2 separate regions of the Homo sapiens genome follow, and region 2 is linked to region 1. A link is an interaction called in ENCODE POLR2A ChIA-PET data of the cell type or tissue named here. Cell type or tissue: HepG2. All regions are shown on one strand. Each heading gives the region's core, and the rest is flanking DNA. Links, peaks and the distances in the headings are about the cores only.

Region 1 (10,095 bases), core at 2,096-10,095:
TTGGAATTTAAGAATGTACAATGTCATCAGGAACTACGTACCAACTCCAAGGTCATTTCTAACCCAGAAACTTCGCTGATGATTTGCATAGGAGGCTGCCAACTCTCCTGGCCCCGGGAAAGGTGCAAGTTTTGCTGAAACCTGGCCATTCCAACACTGAAGTCCTAAACCCTTGAGGGAGGACTCTTGGGTTCAGCCTTAGCCTTGACCCTTCCTGCCGAACTCTGGCAGAGGCACAGCTGTCTCAGGGAGGGCCAGACAGAAGACAGTGTCCAGAACACTGCAATTCCACGCCCACATCCACCCCATCCCCAGGCAGGGACTAGCAGCGCCATCTTTGTGTTCAGACAAGATCAGGTGTGTTCACGGTGGTATGCCCATAGACTTTTTTTTTTTTTTTTTTTTGAGACAGAGTCTCACTCTGTTGCCCAGGCTGGAGTGCAGTGGCGCAATCTCGGCTCACTGAAATCTCTGCCTCCTGGGTTCAAGCAATTCTCCTGCCTCAGCCTCCCAAGTGGCTGGGATTACAGGCATGCGCCACCACGCCCAGCTAATTTTTGTATTTTTAGTAGAGACGGTGTTTTGCCATGTTGGCCAGGCTGCTTTCAAACTCCTAATTTTTGTATTTTTAGTAGAGACGGGGTTTTGCCACGTTGGCCAGGCTGCTTGCGAACTCCTGACCTGAGGTGATCTGCCCGCCTCAACCTCCCAAAGTGCTGGGATTACAAGCATGAGCCACCACACCTGACCCATCTTTGTGTTCAGAGGGCCTGAAACCCTTTACTGCTCAGGCATTCGTCAGAGAAGTGGCCAAGAGCCTGAGAGTTCTGCTCCCCAAAGGGAAGGAAAGAAGGGGAATGAAAAGTCAGATTGTGTTTAATCTGATTCTCATAGCAACCCAGAGTAAAGCACAGATAAGATTTACATGATTTTCCCATTTTAAATGATTTAACCTCAGATCAAGTCTTCTCCGAGCCTTTGCAAATGTTGTCCTCCCTGCCTGGAAAGCCCCTCTCCTTCACCCCATTCTCATCTGCCTCCACTAACCCTTACCTGGCCAATTCCATACCTGCTTGTCCCTCCTTCAAGTTTAGAGGTCACCTTCTTTGACCCTCCCAGGCACCAGCAGGCGGGCTCAACTCACCCCCTGCAGCATCCCCGACCCTGGATCATGATGGCGTTCCTGTGTATACCATCTGCTCCTTCAGGACAGGACCCTTTCGTTACTTGATCACAGGGAAATCCTCAGCTGACCCCAGCTCAGGGCCTGGTATCACAGACATGTTCATTGAATAAATCCATAGATCCCATAGAATTCAGAAGGGAAGAACAGGTGCGTGAAATGTACCCAAACAGACTTTCTTCCCATGTAAAGTAATGATAATTTCTACCAAAAGGAAGTAAGAGAAGGCTCCTTAGCAATTATTTCCATGTGGTCAGGAAGGAGTGCCCTGCAGCTGTGAAAAGTGTGTCCTCTCATGCTTCTGGGTAACAGAACATTTATTGAAGTTGGAGAAACTCATTCTGGAGTGAGCCGCATATTAAGTAATCCTGACCCAATTAGCTGCTTTTTTGAATCCACATCTTCCAATCTTCCAATCCCTCTGAAATCATTCATCATGAGCACCGCAGAAAGAACTACGGAGGAGGCTGGACGTGGTGGCTCACGCCTGTAATCCCAGCACTTTGGGAGGCTGAGGCGGGCAATCACCTGAGGTCAGCAGTTCGAGACCAGCCTGGCCAACATGGCTAAACCCCATCTCTATTAAAAATACAAAAATTACCCGATGTGCTGGTGGGCGCCTGTAATCCCAGCTACTTAGGAGGCTGAGGCAGGAGAATTGCTTGAACCCAGGAGGTGGAGGTTGCAGTGAGCAAAGATCATGCCACTGCACTCCAGCCTGGGCAACAGAGCAAGACTTTGTCTAAAAAAAGAAAAAAAAAAACCCCGTGGAAGAGCTCTTGGAGGTGAAGAGCCTGGCACTGCACCCAGCCCCATAAGCATGAATTTGGTTTCCAGCTTTGCATGTCACCAACTGCAGGTCTTGGGCACATGACTCACCCTGAGCACCTCAGGGGGTCTGGCACAAGGCTCACAGCTGCAAGCTCTCAGGAAGCCAGGCTCCTCAGTGGGCATGGAGAGGTGGTGGTCTTGGATGTCCCTTGACTGGACTGTAAATTCCTGTCATCCTTGTCTGCTCTAGACCCAGCTCAGCAAGCATTAGGTGTTCAAGTGATATTTAAACTAATGGTACTTTTCTCACTCTTTTCTCTCCCTCTCACCTTCCTGCTCCCTGTGTCCCTTCCTTTCTAGAAGCTGTATTAACAGGGGAAAACAGTTCTCCCATTTTCAGAGAACCAAGGCAATCTTTCCCCCAAGAAAATCACCTTGCCGGCCAGGCACAGTGGCTCATGAGACAGGAGGATCGCTTGAGGCCAGGAGTTCTAGACCAGCCTGAACAACATATTGAGACCCTGTCTCTACAAAACAACAAGCCAGGCGCGGTGGCACAGGCCTGTGGTCCCAGCTACTCAGGAGGCTGAGGCGGGAGGATGGCGTGGGCCCAGGAGTTTGAGGCTGCAGTAAGCTATGATCGTGTCACTGTACTCCAGCCTGGGCAACAGAGCAAGATCCTGTCTTAAAAAAAAAAAAAAAAAAAAAAAAAAAAAACCTTCTAAGAGGACTAGAAAATAAAAAGGAAACCACCTTGCTTTAAAATCCAAATGGTGGCTGCCTTTCTGCATTGGCCAAAAAGACTGAACTCGACAGTTCTCCCCTAACTCTCAGTTTAGGGGAACCTAAAGCCTTATGACTCAAGGAGGAATTTGGCGGAGATTCCCTCCCTCCTAGCACTCCAAGGCTAAAAGCAAACGGAGGCTTTGTGAGGTTTTTTTTCCCCTTTTATCATTTCCTGTAGTCTTAAAAAAATGAGAGGAATGCAAACATTGAGGAGATAATGGACGTAAGCACCAGGTAATAAAAAGATTTAGCAATAACCGCCCTGAGAGTAGCACGGGCCAAATAAGCCCCGCCCCCGGCCCGCCTCTCAGCCCGAGGATCCTCCCACCATCCTCCAGAAGCCGCCGGGCTCCTCCTTGCTAAGTGTTCTGCCGCTTCTCTCCTTGCTCCTAAATTGTTATAGCTCCGGGTTCTAAACCAGCACATGCGTTATTAACATCCTTCGCATTTTTCCCCACTTCCTCATTCACTTCTCCCCACCTGCTGCAAATTCTAGGTGGCAGTTTTTGTTTTTGAACTTAAAATTTTTTTTTTTCTGCACAAATCTAATAGAAACCAAGAGAGAGAGGAAAAACACAAAAACTAAAACACCAAATCCCACCACCCTTCACTTATTGTCATTGGCCCAGATTTTTCTTTCCAGTATCTGACCTTGAGCTGATGTCATTTCTGTGTTAAGGAGAGACAGTATAGAGAGATGGCTAAAGGTGGTTCTGAGGCCAGGCAGACCTGGGTTTGAGCTCATTCACTGGCTCAGTCACTTCTGCTGTGCCTCAGTTTCCTCCTGTGAAAATGAGAGTAGGGCTAGTGTCTAACCCATTGAGTTATGGTGAGATGTAAATTGGAGCAAGCACATAGCACCCTCAGCCCAGCATCTGGCACACAATTGGCATTTCTGCAAACACAAGCTGCAGTTATAGTGGGAGGCAAAGACCGGATAGAATTTTTTACTCTGCCTTTTCTTACTTTGAATCATGTAAGTGCTGGGTGTGGTGGCTCATGCCTGTAGTCCCAGCTTCTTGGAAGGCAGAGGTGGGAGGATCGCTTAAGCCCAGGAGTTGGTCAGCCTGGCCAACATAGCAAGACTCCCATCTCTAAATTTTTTTTAATTATTATAATAAGCATTTTCCATGTCACTTTTTCCTGCTAATGCCTACATTTTTCTGAAGTGCAGACATCATAGGATAAAGCCAAGGTCACATTCAGAATGGAGGTTCCAGTGTCTGGGGCGCACCTAGCACTCAATAAAAATGGCTGAAAAGTATTTCATTTATTCACTTATTTAGAGTTGGGGTCTCGCTCTCTCACCCAGGCTGGAGTGAGGTGGCATGATCAGAGCTCACTGCAGCCTTAAACTCCTGAGTTGAAGCAGTCCTCCCACCTCAGCCTCCCGTGTACTGGAACTACAGCTGTGAGCCACTGCACCCAGCAAAAAACTATTTTAAATGGCTGCATAATATTCCACTGAGAGCCTGTGCCCTGACTGAGCTGGCCATTCCGTAGGGTCTGATATTTGAGTAGCTCCCATTTTTGTCACTTTTATAAACAGCATTGCTGTCACCATTGCCACCCACACAGCCCGTTCATTCCCTGGTGTGGGGAGGGAAGGGAGAAGAGAGGTTGTCAATTTCATAAAAAATCTTTCTGAATAAAGAGTCTGAGCATTTTTTTTTCACTTTCTAAACATGTTGCCAGATTGCCCCTCAGAAGGCCTGTACCAAATTTACACTGTCGTTGGCAGCATTTTTTGACGAGAACTACTTTTCACGCTAATTTACAGTTTTTCTCTTGGATCTGGAATTCTCGCCCTGGCTGGTTCTCCTGGGAGGCATGAGGCATATATAAAGATATCTGAGCGATGGCTGTCACCAGAGGGGCGTATCTGGTTCTTCTGCCAGGTGCTCAGGCCGGGAGTGTTTCTGTCTGCTGGGCCAGGCCAGGTGGGGCTGAGAGCACTGACTCAGTGCTCCCAATCCCTGCCTGCTGTTAAGCCCTCAGAGATCTTCTGAGGTCAGTCCTGGAACGCCTCAGTACCCCGCGGTCCAACACTCTGGCCCATCCTAGACGGATGAGTCTCATCTGGTGCCACCACCATGATTCCTGCTCTCACACCCTGGCACTTCACTGGGGCTCCTTGCAGTAAGTCAATCAGCTACTACTGGGGGAAAAAAAAATTCCTCCTGGGTGGGGAGATGGGGACAGGGGCCATAAGGGAAGCCACGTGCTCCTGGAAAGCCATAGCCACAGCCCCTGACCACCTGCTGAACTCTTAGCACCACTGCTGCTGCTGCCTTTAAACTGTAGCTTCGCTTTGCTGAGGTTCTGTGGTGCGCAGCCTCTCCCCTAGCTCTGGTCCTCCTCCTCTGGGGGTGGCCCTTGTTTGCAAACAGCAACAGGAAGTTTTGACGCTGCTGATTAACTAGACTCCCACAGCTCTCAGTGCTGAGTCATCGCCACCAGTGTCAACCTCCCGCCCGCCCCGCTGACACCACCAGCTTCCAGGTGACCGAGAGGAAGCAGCAAGGATCCTGCGGTTCCAGTGGCTTCCATCTGCCACCTTCCAAGGGAGGGGAGGGACAAACTTCCATCCACCCCAGACAACCAGAATGTGCAGGGCCCTGAATGCCAGGACGGGAATTTAATCTAATTCAACTTCAGCAATGGGCTGAGGGACAGCTTCATGCCAGGCAAAGGGAAAAACTCTTTACACACAGGATTGCCTTTGCTTTCATTCAATCCCCGCAACAACATGTGTGGTAGGTGTTATTATTCCCATTGTACAGATGGAGAGACTGAGGCCAGTGGAAGGCCTATGGATGTGTAGGGGCTGCTGTGGGAAGATAGCTTGGAGTGCCAGAGATGGTGGGTACCGCCAGCAGGAGCTGTGTCCCCAACCCACGATGTGACCTTGGTCAGACTTCCTCCCTGTTCTGGGTCTCATGCCCCTCCCTGGGTAAAGGAGGAGGGTGGACTGGTGACCTTCTCAGGGCTACAGCCACAAGGAAGTGAGTGGGCCAGCTGGAAGGGATGGTCCTCATTCTGGGACTCTGCTTGCTGAAAGCCTGATCCAAGGGCAGGAGCATCCCACCTCAGTACCTGGGGTTGGCTTCACTGTTCACAGTTGCTTCTCCAAGGAACTCCACTGAAAGAAAGTAGTTGAGTGGTTGCCAGGGCCTGGGAGGGAGAATGATGAGTGACTATGAATGGGGCTTCTTTGGGGCGTGATAAAATGTCCTAAAGTTAGTTTATGGTGACAGTGTACAACTCTGTAAATATACTAAAAACTATTGGATTGTACACTTTAAACAGGGAATGTTATGGTATGATAATTATATCTCAGTAAAGCCGTTTAAGAGAGAAAGGAAGAAGGAAGGAGGGAGGACAGGAGAGAGAGAGACCTACACAGAGGTCAGGCCAAGCGCGATGGCTCACGCCTATAATCTCAGCAGTTTGGGAGGCAGAGCAGGGAGGATCACTTGAGGCCAGGAGTTTGAGACCAGCCTGGGCAACGTGGCAAGACCCCATTTCTACAAAAACATTTAAAAATTAGCTGGGTATGGAGTGCATACCTATGGTCCCAGCTACTTAGAAGGCCTGAGGCGTGGGGCCAAGCGGAGTGGCTCACACCTGTAATCCTAGCACTTTGGGAGGCTGAGGCAGGTGGATCATTTGAGGTCAGGAGTTCGAGACCAGCCTGGCCCACATGGTGAAACCCTGTCTCTACTAAAAATACAAAAATTAGCCGGGCATGGTGGCATAAGCTTGTAAACCCAGCTACTTGGGAGGCTGAGGCGGAGAATCACTTGAACCTGGGAGGCAGAGGTTGCAGTGAGCCGAGATTGTGATTGTGCCACTGCACTCTAGCCTAGGTGACAGCAAGACTCCGTCTCAAAAAAAAAAAAAAAAAAGAAGATTGAGGCCAGAGAATCACTTGAGCCCAGGAGTTCAAGGCTGCAGTGAGCTATGATCAGACCACTGCACTACAGCCTAGGTGACAGAGCGAGACCCCGTCTCTCTCTTTTTTTTTTTTTTTGAGACGGAGTCTCGCTGTCACCCAGGCTGGAGTGCAGTGGCGCGATCTCGGCTCACTGGAGGCTCCATCCCCTAGGGTTCACGCCATTCTCCTGCCTCAGCCTACCGAGTAGCTGGGACTACAGGCGCCCGCCACCTCGCCCGGCTAATTTTTTGTATTTTTAGTAGAGATGGGGTTTCGCCGTGTTAGCCAGGATGGTCTCGATCTCCTGACCTCATGATCTGCCCGCCTCAGCCTCCCAAAGTGCTGGGATTACAGGCATGAGCCACTGCGCCCAGCCCCCCATCTCTTAAAAAAAAAAAAAAAGAGGTCAGGCCAGAGCTGCCTTTGGGATTTGCCTTCTGGGAATAGGGCCCTCAGCACCCAGCCCCTCTGCAATCATCCCCCTCTAAGCAGCCTCACTCCAGAGTCCAGGAAAGGTGTGTGTGAAGACACCCAGTGGCAGGCGGTGGCCCCAGCTGCTGACCGAGTGTGATGGGGCCCTGGCCTTTGGTGCTTGCCTTCCTCAGAGCGGAAAGAGCCATGAATCAAAGGGCAGGTGTGTGTGGACCTGAAGGAATGTGGGGAGGGTGGCAAGAAAACGGCTGGAGGTGGAGCGGGAGAGACCCCATGAGTCAGGGTGAGATGAGGTGTTGCTCAGACAGGGAGGGCCTGGAAACAAAGCCTGGACTGGAAACACCGAAACACCGGGCTGGCCAGGGCGCTCTCAGTTGCCTGGAAACATCTTAACACTCCAGAAAGTGTGAGTAAGGAATACCTGCTGCCCCTGAGGGGCTCCCCCGAACTGGTCCAGCCATGTCTGCTTGGCAGTTGTGGGGCACAGGCAGATGCAGCTGCCCAAGAGGCAACCCCAGACTAGACCTAACGCTGAGCCAGGTGCACAGGTGCAAGGGATCCATCACGAGGGCTAAACTGGCCAATAAGAGGCAGGAGCTCATTCCACTTGTACTGTTTAGGCAACTTGCTGTTGAAAAAGGAGAACCTGGCCAGGCACAGTGGCTCATACCTTTAATCCCAACACTTTGGGAGACTGAAGCTAGTGGATCACCTGAGGTCAAGAGTTCGAGACCAGCCTGCTCAACATGGCGAAACTCCATCTCTACTGAAAATACAAAAATTAGTTGGGCGTAGTGGTGCACGCCTGTGATCCCAGCTACTTGGGAGGCTGAGGCAGGCGAATCACTTGAACTCGGGATGCGGAGGTTGCAGTGAGCCGAGATTGCGCCACTGCACTCCAGCCTGGGCAACAAAGCAAGGCCTTGTCTCAAAATAAAATAAAATAAAATACAAAAATAAATAAATAAATAAATAAATAAAAGGAAAAGGAGAAGCCAGAGGATCTTGGAGGCACAGTGTCCCTGTCTAAATCTCCAGATAACCCAGAAAGCACGCACTGCCCCCACGCTACTCCACCCCCTCCACGCCTCCCTGTCCTATGCTCTTCATGCCCACCTCCTGGGGCAAATGGCACCGGATGCCCCTGTCTTAAGTGAACAAATGGAGACTCTAACCACCTTCTGAGAATCCCAGCCCTGGGGTCAAACCTGCATGCCTGCCGAGTGCCTGCATGACAATAATTAGGATTTCCTATGCTCTGAAGCAAACCTCCCACCTGGCATCCTGCGTGTGTCCAGCACCTCCCTGCACCCGGGCACCACTCATGCAGGTGGGCTTGGCATCCTCACAGCCTCTGCAGCACGTGCCTTCAGAGGGAAGAGAACCGGGGACTCGGGAGACTCAAGGCATCTCCAGAGTCACAGCCTGAAGACAGAACCCCATGCTCTCCTGGACATAAAAGCCATGCGGTCCCTGGTAGACAGGTAGGCAGAGGTGAAGGGATCTACCCTGGCACCGGGTAGGGGCTGTGCAGTCACTCCTGCTTATTCTTCCTGTACATCCCGCTACTGTCCTCATGCTATAGATTTGACTGGGGCAGGCTGGCTGCAGAGTCCAAGTCTTGAACCACTGCACCACACTGCCTCTCAAGGGCACAGTCAATGGGGTACCTTGTCATTGTGGGTCATTCCTCAGCATGCATTCAGAGCTCTTCACCATCTGCCTGCAGCCGCCCTGCCCAGCCTTCTCTCCCACTGACCCCACAAGGCACCCTCTTTCTGGTCTTTGAATTTTTCATATGCTCCACCCACACCCCCATATCCCCACCTGCAGCCGTTTACCTGTGAGGCCCAATGGAAGCATCACCTCCTCCATGGGGACTCCTGATACCACCTAGTCAGAAGTTCCCCAGGACCACCTCCCCTTCCCTTAGCTCACCTAGCACTGGATTCACAACTGTGGGGGACTGTTAGTCTCCTACATTAGATTGGAGGTCCCTGATTCAGGCTCCCATGCTGTGTGACTTAGGGTAAGTCTCTGAGCCTCAGTTTCCTCATTAACAGGTAATATTTATTGAGCACGTACTATGTGCCAGGTACTATGTGCTAAGTACTCTACATGAACTCTCCCATTTAATCCTTACAGCACCTATGAGGCAGGCACTATAATTATCCCATGTTACAGATGAAGAAACTGTCACTGTCATTAGGACCACCATCATTATCATTACTATCATTCTTTTTTTTTTTGGAGACAAATGCTCTGTCACCCAGGCTGGAGTGCAGTGGTGCGATCTCAGCTCACTGCAACCTCTGCCTCCCAGGTTCAAGCAATTCTCGTGTCTCAGCGTCCCAAGTAGCTGGGACTACAGGCATGCACCAACACACCCAGTTGTTTGTATTTTAGTAGAGATGGTGTTTCACCATGTTGCCCAGGCTGATCTTGAACTCCTGAGCTCAAGCAATCCACGAACCTCGGCCTCCCAAAGTGCTAGGATTACAGGTGTGAGCCACCATGCCTGGCCTATTATTGCCATTCTTTTGTCCGCTATAAAACCTAGTGCACAGCAGACACTCAAACTCAGCAAAATTCAAATATGGCTGGAACTGAAACCAGCCTTAGGTAGGAAGGAATTTCAGAAACAGAGTTCTGCACATGCTCTAGGACACGCAGGCCTGGCCCTGTCCAGGCTGGGGTGATACCATCTTTGGAGGCTGATGCTGGCAGTCTGTTGTGGCTGGGAACTTGGGGTGACCTCCTTTTGCTTCTCACATCAGCCCTGTCTCTACCCACAGAAACAGACTCTGCCCAAACAAGTCCTGCAATGCACAGAGCCCGGTGGCAAACAAGCCACCTGGATAAATGGTGCCCAAGGCTGTGGGGGTCCTGGGAGGCTGACTGGAGGCAGAATTGTGCTCATTTGTAACCAGAGTAGCTCCGGGTTGCTTCTGTTAGCTCAAGGCCACAGGTACATCTCTGTGCTTAG
Region 2 (12,767 bases), core at 2,912-10,911, 52 kb after region 1:
GGCTCATGCCTGTAATCCCAGCACTTTGGGAAGCCAGAATGGATGAATTGCTTCAGCTCAGGAGTTTGAGACCACCCTAGGCAATATGGTGAAACCCTGGCTCTACCAAAAAATACAAAAATTAGCTGGCATGGCAGCACACCCCTGAGGTCCCAGCTATTCAGGAGGGTGAGGTGTGATGATCGCTTGAGCTGGGAGGTGGAAGTTGCAGTGCATTCCAGCCTGGGTGACAGAGACCGTGTCTAAAAAAAGAAAGGAAGGAAGGAAGGAAAGAAGGGAGGGAGGGAGGGAGGGAGGAAGGAAGGGAGGGAAAAAAGAAAGAAAAAGAAAGAAGAAAGAAAAAAAGAAAGAAAGAAAAGAAAAGTGTAAAAAGAATAGAGAAAAACCAATAAACCCAAAAGCTGGTTCTTTGAAACAATCAATTAAAACTGCTAGCTAGACTGACAAAGAAAAAGAGGGAAGACAGAAATTATCAATATCAGAAGGAAAGTGTGTATATAATAAAGACCTCACAGATGTTAAAAGGATAATAAGGAAATATTACAAACAACTCTGTGCACATAAGTTTGACAATTTAGATGAAATGGACCAATTCCTTAAAGCCACAAACTACCAAACCCACCCAAGAAGAAATAGACAGACTAAATAGTCCTATATCCGTTAGAAGAAATTGAATTCATAGCTAAAATCCTTCCAGAAAAGAAAACTTAGGTCCAGATGGTTTTACTGGTGAATTCTACCAAACATTTCAAGAAGATATAACACCAGTAGAACACTTCCTAACTAATTGTGTGAGCCCAGCATTACCCCGATACCAATGAATCTGATGGATTGCTATTTATTAGTAATGCCTACAACTGACCACATACCACAAAATCCACCTGCAAAAGATACAGCAGTGCTTTAATTCCAAGGCAGAGCAGCACAGGCCCACTCTCCCTGTGTGCTGTGTGTCTTCCAAGGATCTTCAGAGAAGGATATATTCTTCTGGTTTCTGCCAACATTCTCAGGAAAGAGTAAACGTGAAGGTCAGGAATCGCCATACCTTAGATACTGGCTTCTTCTTCCTTAGCACAGCCTGTTTCCAAATCTTGTTCCAGGGCCCCTGACTTCAGCTTGGCCTCCTGAGACTCTTAGCCCATTTCTGACTTTCGTAAGTCTCCCAGAACCCCCTAAAACCTTTCTTTTTTTTTTTTTAATTATACTTTAAATTCTGGGATACATGTGCAGAACATGCAGGTTTGTTACATAGGTATACACGTGTCATGGTGGTTTGCTGTACCCATCAACCCGTCATCTCCATTAGGTATTTCTCCTAATGCTATCCCTCCTCTAGCCTCCCACCCCCTAACATGCCCCAGTGTGTGACGTTCCCCTCCCTGTGTCTATGTGTTCTCATTGTTCAACTCCCACTTATGAGTGAGTATGTTCAGTGTTTGGTTTTCTGTTCCTGTGTTAGTTTGCTGAGAATGATGGTTTCCAGCTTCATCCATGTCCCTGCAAAGGACATGAATTCATCCTTTTTTATGGCTACATAGTATTCCATGGTGTATATGTGCCACATTTTCTTTTTCTTTTTTTTTTTATTTCTTTTCTTTCTTTCTTTCTTTCTTTTTTTTTTTTTTTTTTTTTTGAGACAGAGTCTCTCTCTGTCGCCCAGGCTGGAGTGCAGTGGCACGATCTCGGCTCACTGCAACTTCCGCCTCCTGGGTTCAAGTGATTCTCCTGCCTCAGCCTCCCGAGTAGCTGGCACATGCCACCCCACCCGACTAATTTTTGTATTTTTAGTAGAGATGGAGTTTCACCACGTTGGCCAGGCTGGTCTCGATCTCCTGACCTTGTGATCCACCTGCCTCGGCCTCCAAAAGTGCTGGGATTACAGGCGTGAGCCACCGCGCCTGGCCCCACATTTTCTTTATCCAGTCTATCATTGATGGGCATTTGGGTTGTTTCCAAGTCTTTGCTACTATGAATAGTGCTGCAATAGCTTTCTTTTTTTAGCTTTCCTGATACTGAATGAGCAAAGAAATTTAGCTTCTTTTAGTCTCAGAGCCTCATTGCAATCCAAATGTCCATTATATGTCTTCCCGGGCGCAGAGCACTTCGCCCCTAGGAGAAGAAGCCTTCCCTTCCCCGGAACACAGAAATAGCTGAAGCCAATTTTAGTTTTTTGTTTTATTTTTGCTTTTTGTTTTGTTTTGATTTTTCCTTCCTGTCTCATTTCAGTAATAGCAGAAAGATATCCAATATAAGGTCCGTGAACCATTTATAGAAAATTAAAGTGCACCTCATGACAGTCAGTGCACATCATGACAGCCAGCATTGTCTTTCTCTGGAGTTCTGCTCCAGGTGTATAATTGCATGTCATTAACTTTCTATATCTCACCAATTCACAAACATAGCTTTTTTTTTAACCATCCCCTCCCTTAACAAATTTAAATTTACATAATTGAGGCCGGGTGCAGTGGCTCACACCTGTCATCCCAGCACTTTGGGAGGCTGAGGTGGACGGATCACTTGAGGTCAGGAGGTCAAGACCAGCCTGGCCAACACGGTAAAACACTGTTTCTACTAAAAGTACAAAAAAGATTAGCTGAGCGTGGTGGCACGTGCCTGTAATCTCAGCTACTCCGGAGGCTGAGGCACGAGAATAGCTTGAACTGGGGAAATCAATGCCGCAGTGAGCTGAGATCACACCACTGCTTTCCAACCTGGGCAACAGAGCAAGACTGTCTCAAAAAATAAAAAAAAGAAAAGAAAATACATAATTGAATTCACAAAACAAATTTAATTGCTATGTATATGAAGACAGACAAATGCATGGAAAAATATTCTGTGACGTATTCTTTGGTTTTATAACAAAAAAGGCAAACAGACACTTTTACTTTACCTTGTTCTTATCTTAATATAATACATAGGACCATATCCACCTCTTTATTTCAGAAAGTATTTGAACAGTTTCTATTCTGGAGGATTAGAGATTTCCTTGAAGCCATTACTACTCTACAACTTTATACTGTGATGGGCAGCAAAGATAATATTGTGCCTGATCACAAAGAGGAGACACAAGCCTTTCCAGAAATGTCTACGCTAAAGACACACACCAAAAATAAGGAGTTTACTAATCTATATTCTCAGCTTGAGTATTTTGTCTGCTTCCACTTCTAGACTTAAGATAAGGCTACGTTCCTCACCCTCCTTCCTCCAGCACTTGCTTCATGCAGTTAAAATGGAATGAATGACTTTAGTTAAAGCGTCAAAAGAGTCTCACTAAGGAGATACTAATTATAGCTGTTTTCACGAAGCTCTCAGAAACTCCAGCAGGGGGCTCATTCATTCCTGCTGAGCTGCTACAGACCCTAAGATTATGTTGTCTACATCAGCCTTAGAAATTTCCCACAAGCAACACTCCTCCCACACCCGCCGAAGTCATACACCAGTTACAGTGGGAGGGCAACTGTGTAGGTCACTACAAAGGGAACTGTTAGTTTCATCCCCACATTCCCCACAAACATTTAAAATAAAATCAAGGCAGGGTGCAGTGACTCACTTGTAATCCCAGCACTTCGGGAGGCTGAGGCGGGCAGACCACTTGAGGGCAGGAGTTTGAGACCAGCCTGGCCAACATGGTGAAACCTTGTCTCTACTAAAAATACAAAAATTAGCCAGGTGTGGTGGCGCATGCCTGTAGTCCCAGCTATTCAGGAGGCTGAGGAGGAAAGATGGCTTGAACCCAGGAGGCAGAGGTTACAGAGAGTTGAGATCGTGCCACTGCACTCCAGCCTGGGCAACAGAGTGAGACTCTGTCTCAAAAATAAAATAAAATAAAATAAAATAAAATAAAATAAAATAAAATAAAATAAAATAAAATAAAATAAAATAAAAACAAGTGGGGCAGGTGAAGCTCCCTTAATTCCTCCCTAGGAAATTCTATAAAGGCAGAGTACAATTTAGAAAATCAAACTGGGGCTCTGGCTCACGCCTGTAATCCCAGCACTTCGGGAGGCCGAAGCAGGTGGATAACCTGAAGTCAGGAGTTCAAGACCAGCCTGACCAACATGGTGAAACCCCGTCTCTACTAAAAATACAAAATTAGCTGGGCATGGTGGCACATGCCTGTAATCCCAGCTACTCAGGAGGCTAAGGCAGGAGAATCACTTGAACTTGGGAAGAGGAGGTTGCAGTGAGCCAAAGATCATGCATTGCACTCCAGCCTGGGCAACAGGAGTGAAACTCTGTCTCAAAAAAATTTAAAATAAGAAAATCAAACTGGACATCCAAATGATAATTAACTTACATATGTTCATTCATTACCATTGCTGTTACCAGAAAATGGGTCTTGTCCCAGACCCCAAGAGTGGGCTCTTAGATCTCACTTTCTTGGGAAAGAATTCAGGGCAAGTTGCAGAGTATAGCGAAGTTAAGATAGTTTGTTAGAGACTATTACGGAGTAGGGCTTCCTCAGAAAGCAAGAGGAGGAATGCCCCTACTTTAAACTTTTTATTTATTTATTTATTTAGATACAATATCTCCCTCTGTCACCCAGGCTGGAGTACAGTGGCACTATCATGGCTTACTATAGTCTCAACCTCCCAGGCTCCATTGATCCTTCCACTTTAGCCTCCCAAGCAGCTGAGCTAGAGGTACATACCACCACGCCTGGCTAATTTTTATATCTTTTGTAAAGACAGGGTTTTTTCATGTTGGCCAGGCTGGTCTTCAACTCCTGAGCTGAAGAGATCCATCCATCTCAGCCTCCCAAAGTGCTGGGATTACAGGCATGAGCCACCATGCCTGGCCAAGAATGCCTCACCTTAAACATAGTGCTTGCTTATATAGGTTGTTAAGAATAGCATACTTCATTACAAAGACTTTTGATCAGCTTGTGACGGGCTATTAGTATTGTTATTTTCCTATGCTACTACTGATTTCCACAAGAATTTATATGTGTACTATTATCTTTAAAGCAAAACCTATTCTTAAACTAAGAATGCATTTTGTTCTTGAAATATTGGGACGTTTCCATAAGTTCTGGGTCTTTATTTGGTAAGTTAGCATCATTAACTCATCCCCTCAGCCATAAATATCTTGTGACCAACAGTACCAACCCCCTGGAAATGGGGAATGCTACCCAGCAGGATTGGCTTTACCCAGCCTTTATTCAAGATGGAGTCACTCTGGTTAGGACATCTCTGACACTATTAACTTTCTATCTCAATGTCTTTCCTTCTCTCACTGCACAACCTTAGATAATTAATTTGTTAATTATCAATCTCATAAATGAAACAAAGCTGATCAGGGCACATGGCTGGTCTGGATGTTCCCAAGGATGTATTGCAGGTGGCAGGAAGGACCGTGGACCCAGCGTCCACTTTCCCAGGGGTCGATCATAAAACAATTTGCACCATGGTACTGGGGGCCAGAAGGGCAAAAGGGAGCCATGTGATCAAAATAATCTTTCCTAGGCCAGGCGCGGTAGCTCACACCTGTAATCCCAGCATTTTGGGAGGCCAAGGCTGGTGGATCACTTGAGGCCAGGAGTTCAAGACCAGCCTAACAAAACCCTGTCTCTACTAAAAATACAAAAATTAGCCGGGCGTGATGGTGTGCACCTGTAATCCCAGCTACTTGGGAGGCTGTGGCACGAGAATCACTTGAACCTGGGAGGCGGAGTTTGCAGTGAGCCAAGATTGTGCCACTGCACTCCAGCCTGGGCAACAAAGTGAAACTCTGCCTCAAAATAATAATAGTAATAATAATAATCTTTCCAACAGGTAAAATATTTTCAAGCTGAAGGAGTGGAAGTACTGGCTAGTCATATGTATAGATCATCAAAGAACAAGGATGAGCTTCTGGAAGCGAATTCTGGCAGCTGGGCTTACCTGCTACTCCCTGGGAGCTTTTTGACGTCCTTATTATTATTATTATTTAATTTTCTGTCCTGAGTAGCTGGGGCTACAGGTGCTTACCACTACATCTGGCTTTTTTTTTTTTTTTTTTAGTACAGACAGGGTCTTTCCCAGGCTGGTCTCAAACTCTTGAGCTCAAGTGATCCTCCCGCCTCAGCCTCTCAAAGTGCTGGGATTATAGGTGTGAGCCACCTTGCCTGGCTGAGATTTCATCAAGCTACTTAGAACATCGTGCAACTTAGAATTCATGAATTGTTTATTTCTGGAATTTTCCATTTAATATTTTTGGACCTTGGTTGACCGAGGGTTACTGAAACCTCAGAAAGCAAAACTGTGGATAAGGGAGGATTACTATACTGCCATTAAGTTGTATTTTAAAAATAATTTCAAAAATTGTATTCAAGTAATATGTGTATTCAATTAAAATTTCATCCCTTCAATGTTTTATAAGTAATTCAAATACCAGAGTGGTAACCATCTTCTAAGAATATTAGCTACAATCCCAATCACTGTTTTTCAAAAAGATGTTGTCAGTCCTGCTTCTGAAATTTCTCTCCAACAGGCCTCCTCCTCCCATTCCCACTGCCCCAACCCAGCCAGGCCCTTACCTTGCACTGCTCCGGGACACCAGCCTCCAATCTGAGGGTTTCCTGGTGTCTGGGCTTCCATGCAGCTGTCAGAGTGTTCTTCCTGAAAAGAAACTCCATCTGTGCCATTTTCCGAGCAATACGTTTTACTGGGTTGTCCTGTAGCCTTCAGGATAAAGTACAAATTCCTGAACATGACACCTCGGATGAAGTCCGTCCCCTCCTTCCCAGATTACCACCTGCCCCTTTGACCCTGCCCTTTGGTCATCAGCCACAATCAGCTGCTGTCTCCACCAAGCCTCACCAGCTCTCCAAGCCTTCACCCATGATGCTGTCTGCCTGGACTGCCCTCCCTCCCATTCCTCTGCCTACAAGATCCGATATGCGCTTCAGCCTCCAATGTTAGCTCACCAAAATCTTCCCTTTGAATTATGAATGCAGCTGGCTGCAAACTCCTCCAAGTGACCAGAGTGTCCTATAATCACGTCTATTATAGCATCTTTGATTTAGGGGGTGATTTTTGTTTTTTTTGTTTGTTTGTTTGTTTTTCTTTTTCTTTCTTTCTTTTTTTTTTTTTTTTTTTTTTTTGCATTTCTGTATTTCCTAAGAGAATGTGAATTCCTAGAATCCTAGGAATTCTCATCTGATTTTTATTCCCAACGTCTAGCACTATGCAAAGCAAAAAGTAGGTACCCAATAACTGCTTTTGGAATGAATAAATGAATCAATGAATGGTACCATGCAGCTGCCAAAGTGCTTTCTGCAAAGCAACTCTGACCTTGTTGCTCTCTGAGCTGTGCTCCTTCCTGGGTGATGAGGTAACACTGGAAGCTATTAACAGATAAGAAAGAGAAAAAAAAAAGGAGGGGAGAGATCTCTGGGTCTCTGACAAATTACTTATTTTCACTGAGTTTCTGTTTCCTCATTTGTAAAACAAAAGTGCTGTCCGGATGAGCTCTGAAGGCATCTTCCAGTTCTCAAATTCCAGCCTGCTTGGCTCCTGAACAACTTTCCCAGAGTCTCTGGCAGCTATAACCCAAGTCTTAGCACCATCTAGTGATAAACAGGCACACAGCGGGGAGGGAAAGCCGGGGAGTGGGGAGGGCGGATAAGAGAAGGAAATGCCAACTTTAATTATATTATGAGCCGGCAAGGAATTAGGTCAAACCTGCAAATACAAAGTTAAACCAAGAGACCTAACTTTATCCTGGGGATGGAATAAATAATTAGCTTCAGAACATGGATGAAGTAGACAATTATAGAATGCCTGAGACATGGAAAAGGCAATAAAACAATTCCTGTGTACCCTGGCCCTCTTGTTCTTTTATCAATTTACTGCTTGTTACTGTAATTAAATATTTTTCTTGGGAGGACATGTACTTTTGAAGGGCCTATGGCATGGGACTCCAATAACTCAATAAAACCACAAATTAAGTATTTATTAAGAATATATATGTATTTTCAAGTTTCTTCCTTACTATTTATTTATTTATTTATTTATTTATTTATCTGAGACAGGGTCTTGCTCTGTGGCCCAGGCTGGAGTGCAGTGGCATGATCACGGCTCACCGCAACCTCGAATCCCTGGGCTCAGGCGATTCTCCCACCTCAGCCTCCTGAGTAGCAAGGACTACGGGGATGTACCACCATGCCCAGCTAATTTTAAATTTTTCAGCTAGGCACAGTGGCTCACGCCTGTAAATCTCAGCACTTTGGGAGGCCAAGGTGGGTGGATCACAAGGTCAGGAGTTTGAGACCAGCCTGGCCAGCATGGTGAAACCCCGTCTCTACTAAAAATACAAAAATTAGCTGGGCATGGTGGTGCGTGCCTGTAATCCCACCTACTCAGGAGGCTGAGGTAGGAGAATCTTACCCCGGGAAATGGAGGTTGCAGTGAGCCGAGATCGCACCACTGTACTCCAGCCTGGGTGACAGAGCGAGACTCTGTCTCAAAAAAAAAAATTCCAGTAGAGATTGGGGCCGGGGAGGTCTCACTATGTTTTTGCCCAGGCTGGTCTTGAACTCCTGGGCTCAAGTGATTCTCCCACCTTGGCCTCCGAAAGTACTGGGATTACAGGTGTGAGCCCCAAGCCCAACCTCTTTACCTTTATTGGAGTGTGATAAGACCAAAATATGACTAATTAACACTATAGGAAATAAGGATAATTCTGAGAGAAGCAGCGAAACAATAACAAAATACTAGTGTCTACATTCTTTTCTTTAAAACCTACTGACCTACACATTTTTATTAACCTAGTATTTGTTTGCTAAATGACTTTCTAGTTGCCAAAAAACAAGAATAAACAAATCGACTGAACAAATGACAAAAGATAAAGAAACAATTGAGCATTGAGTAACAGAAAACTATGTTGAGATTTTGCTAAAATCTGTCCCCAGGGCTGTCCTGAGACCATCTTCTGGACAAAGCACACATGTAAAGGGGTAGGTACTTTATAGATACTTTGAGCAATAAGGGCCTTTAGGCCAGCTATGGTGGCTCACGCCTGTAATCCCAGAACTTTGAGAGGCTCAGGTGGGAGGATCGCTTGAAGCCAGGAGTTTGAGACCAGCCTGGACAACAAAGCAAGACCACATTTCTATAATTTTTTTTTTAATTAGCCAGGCATGGTGGTGTGCACCTGTAGTTCCAGCTTCTCAGAAGGCTAAGGTGGGAAGATCGCTTCAGCGCAGGAGGGTGAGGCTGCAGTGAGCTATGATTGCACCATTGCACTCCAGCCTGGGTGACAGAATAAGATACTATCTCAAAATAATAATAATAAAATAGGCTGGGTGCGGTGGCTCACGCCTGTAATCCCAGCACTTTGGGAGGCTGAGGTGGGTGGGTCACCTGAGGTCAGGAGTTCGAGACCAGACTGACCAATATGATGAAACCCCATCTCTACTAAAAATACAAAAATTAGCTGGGCATGGGTGGCACGTGCCTGTTGTCCCAGCTACTAAGGAGGCTGAGACAGGAGAATTGCTTGAACCCGGGAGGCAGAGGTTGCAGCGAGCCAATATCATGCCATCGCACTCCAGCCTGAGCGACAGAGCAAGACTCCATCTCAAATAATCATAATAATAAAATAAGGGCCTGTGAGTGGGGAGCAAGTGAAATCAGTCCTACATTTAGGCCATTTCTAAAGTGAGATTCCATTGTAATGCATAATTACATTTGCAAGTCGTAATAACCTATGTCTGCATGTACATTACCTTATAAACCTGTTCTTACTCATCCATTTGGAGTCTAATGGAACCTGTGTAACCATTTATTGACTGATACATTATATACACAGTAATGATTATTGCATAACCCCAAGAACACAGAGAGTACAAATCTGAAACTGGACCATTTCACTGCAGTGCCATATTTTCCAAACCCAAAATAAGGCCACTTGTACTGACAAGAATGTGCACATGACAAAAGGAAAACGAGGTCTGATAACACACAGCACCTCCAGGTGACTTCCCTCTTGGCACATTTATAACCTAGAAGTGTTTGAAAAAGGAAGAAACTGCAGAGGGAAAAAGCAAGTCAGCGTTTTTTTTGCCTGGAGTTGGAATCCAATGGTTGGGTTTTGGAGACTGCTTTGAAGGAAAACGATGACTCGCTGGGCAGGTGCGTTTCAGACACTAACAAACATAAAAGAATGTAGGGAGTTATGGGTGATGGACTCATGAGACAGGTCTGTGCCTGATTTTTCTATTTTGCCTGCTATTAACTATATGCCTCAACCTGTAAGCTTACAGACGTATTTCTTTTATGGCTGATGCAGTTACATAAAGGATGATACGTTTCATTTGGATAAACTCAATTTTATCTGAAAAATCCAAAAGCATTTCAAACATACAGAGTTGAAAGACAAACTTTTTTTTTTTTTTTTTTTTTTTTTTTTGAGACAGGGATTTACTCTGTTATGCAGGCTGGAGAGTAGTCTTGTGATCGCAGCTCACTACAGCCTTCACCTCCCAGGCTCAAGGGCTCAAGATATCCTCCTAGCTCAGCCTCCTGAGTAGCTGGGACTACAGGCGTGTGTCAACAAGCCTGGCTAATTTTTGTATGTTTTGTAGAGATGGAGTCTCAGTATGTGTTGCCCAGGCTGGTCTCAAACTTGTGGGCTCAAGCAATCTGCCCGCCTTAGCTTCCCAAAGTGTTGGGATTACAGGCATGAGCCACCGCACTTGGCCAAAAAACAAACTTTAAACAAATAATAATTTTTAATTATAATAATGCTTACATAGGTAACCAAAGTACTTCAGGAGATGATCCATTAGCCCAGCGCAAAGCCATCAGCTTCATAATAAAACCTTGGCAAATTTAAAACACCTGCAATTCATTTCATGCCTCGTGATTTAAAGTATATTACATTAATGTGAAAAATTACCTTCTGAACTCACACTCATTGAAGTGTAAATGTGCTCTCCTTCCCCCCCGGCCCCCGCCACTTCCCCATTTCATCCTGAAATTCCATTTGTAAATTCTGTACATCCACAGATGCCGTAGTCATTACCTCGTTTTTTGTTGATAAGTCTTCTCTGCCTAGAGGTTTTTATAAGAGTTATTTTTCCTGTAATGAATACTCAGCAGTTCAGGCCCATCTTTTCAGCTGGCTGGATGCTAGTGTCCCTTGATTAATGGACCTGCCAACTCGATGAGGTGATACCACACCAACAAAGGCTCAGCCTAGAAAATGTCACCTCTTATCCTGGTTGTCCAAGCACTTCTGTTTTATGAGCTTTGTGTGCCTCCCAGATGTGCCTAGTATTTCATTTTGGGTTTTGTTAATAAGAAGGCAAGTAACATGAAAGCAGGTAATTGGATTATTTAATGCAGTAGAAATAATTTCTTTTGTTCAAATAATGTGCTTCATATGATAGACTTTTTTTTTTTTCTATTTTTCATTCCTGTCAGCTTAACTGCTACTTAACCATTTAAGTCAATGTATAGGTCAATACAAACAACATTATTTTTTCTGCCTGGAGAGAAAGGCTTACAATAAGAATTGTTTGAGAAGGAAAAAAAAAAGTCCTCAAATAAAAACATTTTGCTTTTTAAAAAATTTGCTTTAATAAGACAAAGACATGGAAACCCTAGTTAAAAGTTAAAGTTGTGAACTTTGGTAGCAAATTTTGCTTGTACTTTTTTTTATAGAGACAGGGTCTTACTATGTTGCCCAGGCTGGAGTGCAGTGGCGTGATCTCGGCTCACTGCAACCTCCACCTCCCGGGTTCAATCGATTCTCCTGCCTCAGCTTCTCAAGTAACTGGGATTACAGGTGCCCGCCACCATGCCTGGCTCAAATTTTTGTATTTTTAGTAGAGATGGGGGTCTCAGTATGTTGCCCAGGCTGGTCTCGAACTTGTGGGCTCAAGCAATTCACCCATCTTGGCCTGGCAAAGTGCTGGGATTGCAGGCATGAGCCACTACGCCCGGCCTAAAAAATATATATTTTGCTTTAATAAGACAAAGACATGGAATCCCTAGTTAAAAGTTAAAGTTATGGCTGGGCACGGTGGCTCACGCCTGTAATCCCAGAACTTTGGGAGGCCAAGGCAGGCAGATCACCTGAGGTTGGGAATTCGAGACCAGCCTGACCAACATGGGGAAACCCCGTCTCTACTAAAAATACAAAATTAGCCGGGCATGGTGGCACACGCCTGTAATCCCAGCTACTCGGGAGGCTGAGGCAGGAGAATTGCTTGAACCTGGGAGATAGAGGTTGCGGTGAGCTGAGATTGTGCCATTGCACTCCAGCCTGGGCAACGAGAGTGAAACTCCGTCTCAAAAAAAAAGTTGTGTACTTCGGTTTTTTGTTTGTTTGCTTGTTTGTTTGTTTTTTGGAGACAGGGCTTCACTATGTTGCCCAGGCTGGAGTGCAGTGGCTGTTCATGGGCATGCTCATGACACACTGTACCCTTGAACTCCTGGGCTCAAGTGATCCTCCCACCTCAGCCTCCCAAGTAGCTGGGACTACAAGTACAGGCTCCAGCTCCAGGTGCATGCGCTTTTTATTTATCATTATTATGGCCTAAGATGGCTGCTGAATGTACTTTTTATGTTGTTGATAAGATTCCATTTCTTTTTTTTTTTTTCTTTTGAGACGGAGTTTCACTCTGTTGCCCAGGCTGGAGTGCAATGGCACGATCTCGGCTCACTATAACCTCCGCCTCCCAGGTCCAAACGATTCTCCCGCCTAAGCCTCCAGAGTAGCTGGGATTATGGGCACCCGCCACCATGCCTAGCCAATTTTTGTATTTTTAGTAGAGACGG

Evidence for each region. ChIA-PET counts read pairs that join two places held together with the same protein. Peaks named below come from ENCODE experiments on the same cell type or tissue, not always from the same donor. Only the 100,000 strongest peaks of a DNase experiment are listed, where the experiment ranks them.
Region 2: POLR2A ChIA-PET joins it to region 1 with 13 read pairs; 15 of 35 experiments call an interaction of 5 or more read pairs at or near these places.

Annotation. Positions count from the first base shown.
Region 1 is chr16:57,805,289-57,815,383 of GRCh38, forward strand. It overlaps LOC388282 (a long non-coding RNA gene), which reads left to right and starts at 5,231. Exons shown (of 4, transcript NR_169553.1): 1 at 5,231-5,496; 2 at 8,374-8,593. It also overlaps a transcript of KIFC3 not described here. RefSeq lists enhancers at 4,946-5,075, 5,266-5,325, 5,386-5,445. In HepG2, for the core only: a CTCF peak has its summit at 7,217; DNase peaks (open chromatin) are centred at 2,933, 5,143 and 7,303; H3K4me3 peaks cover 549 bases.
Region 2 is chr16:57,856,212-57,868,978 of GRCh38, forward strand. It overlaps a transcript of KIFC3 not described here. Among named protein-coding and RNA genes, the nearest start is that of KIFC3, 60 kb to the left of the region's middle. In HepG2, for the core only: CTCF peaks have their summits at 3,333 (motif pointing right) and 7,539 (motif pointing left); DNase peaks (open chromatin) are centred at 3,360, 6,750 and 7,520; H3K4me3 peaks cover 1,850 bases.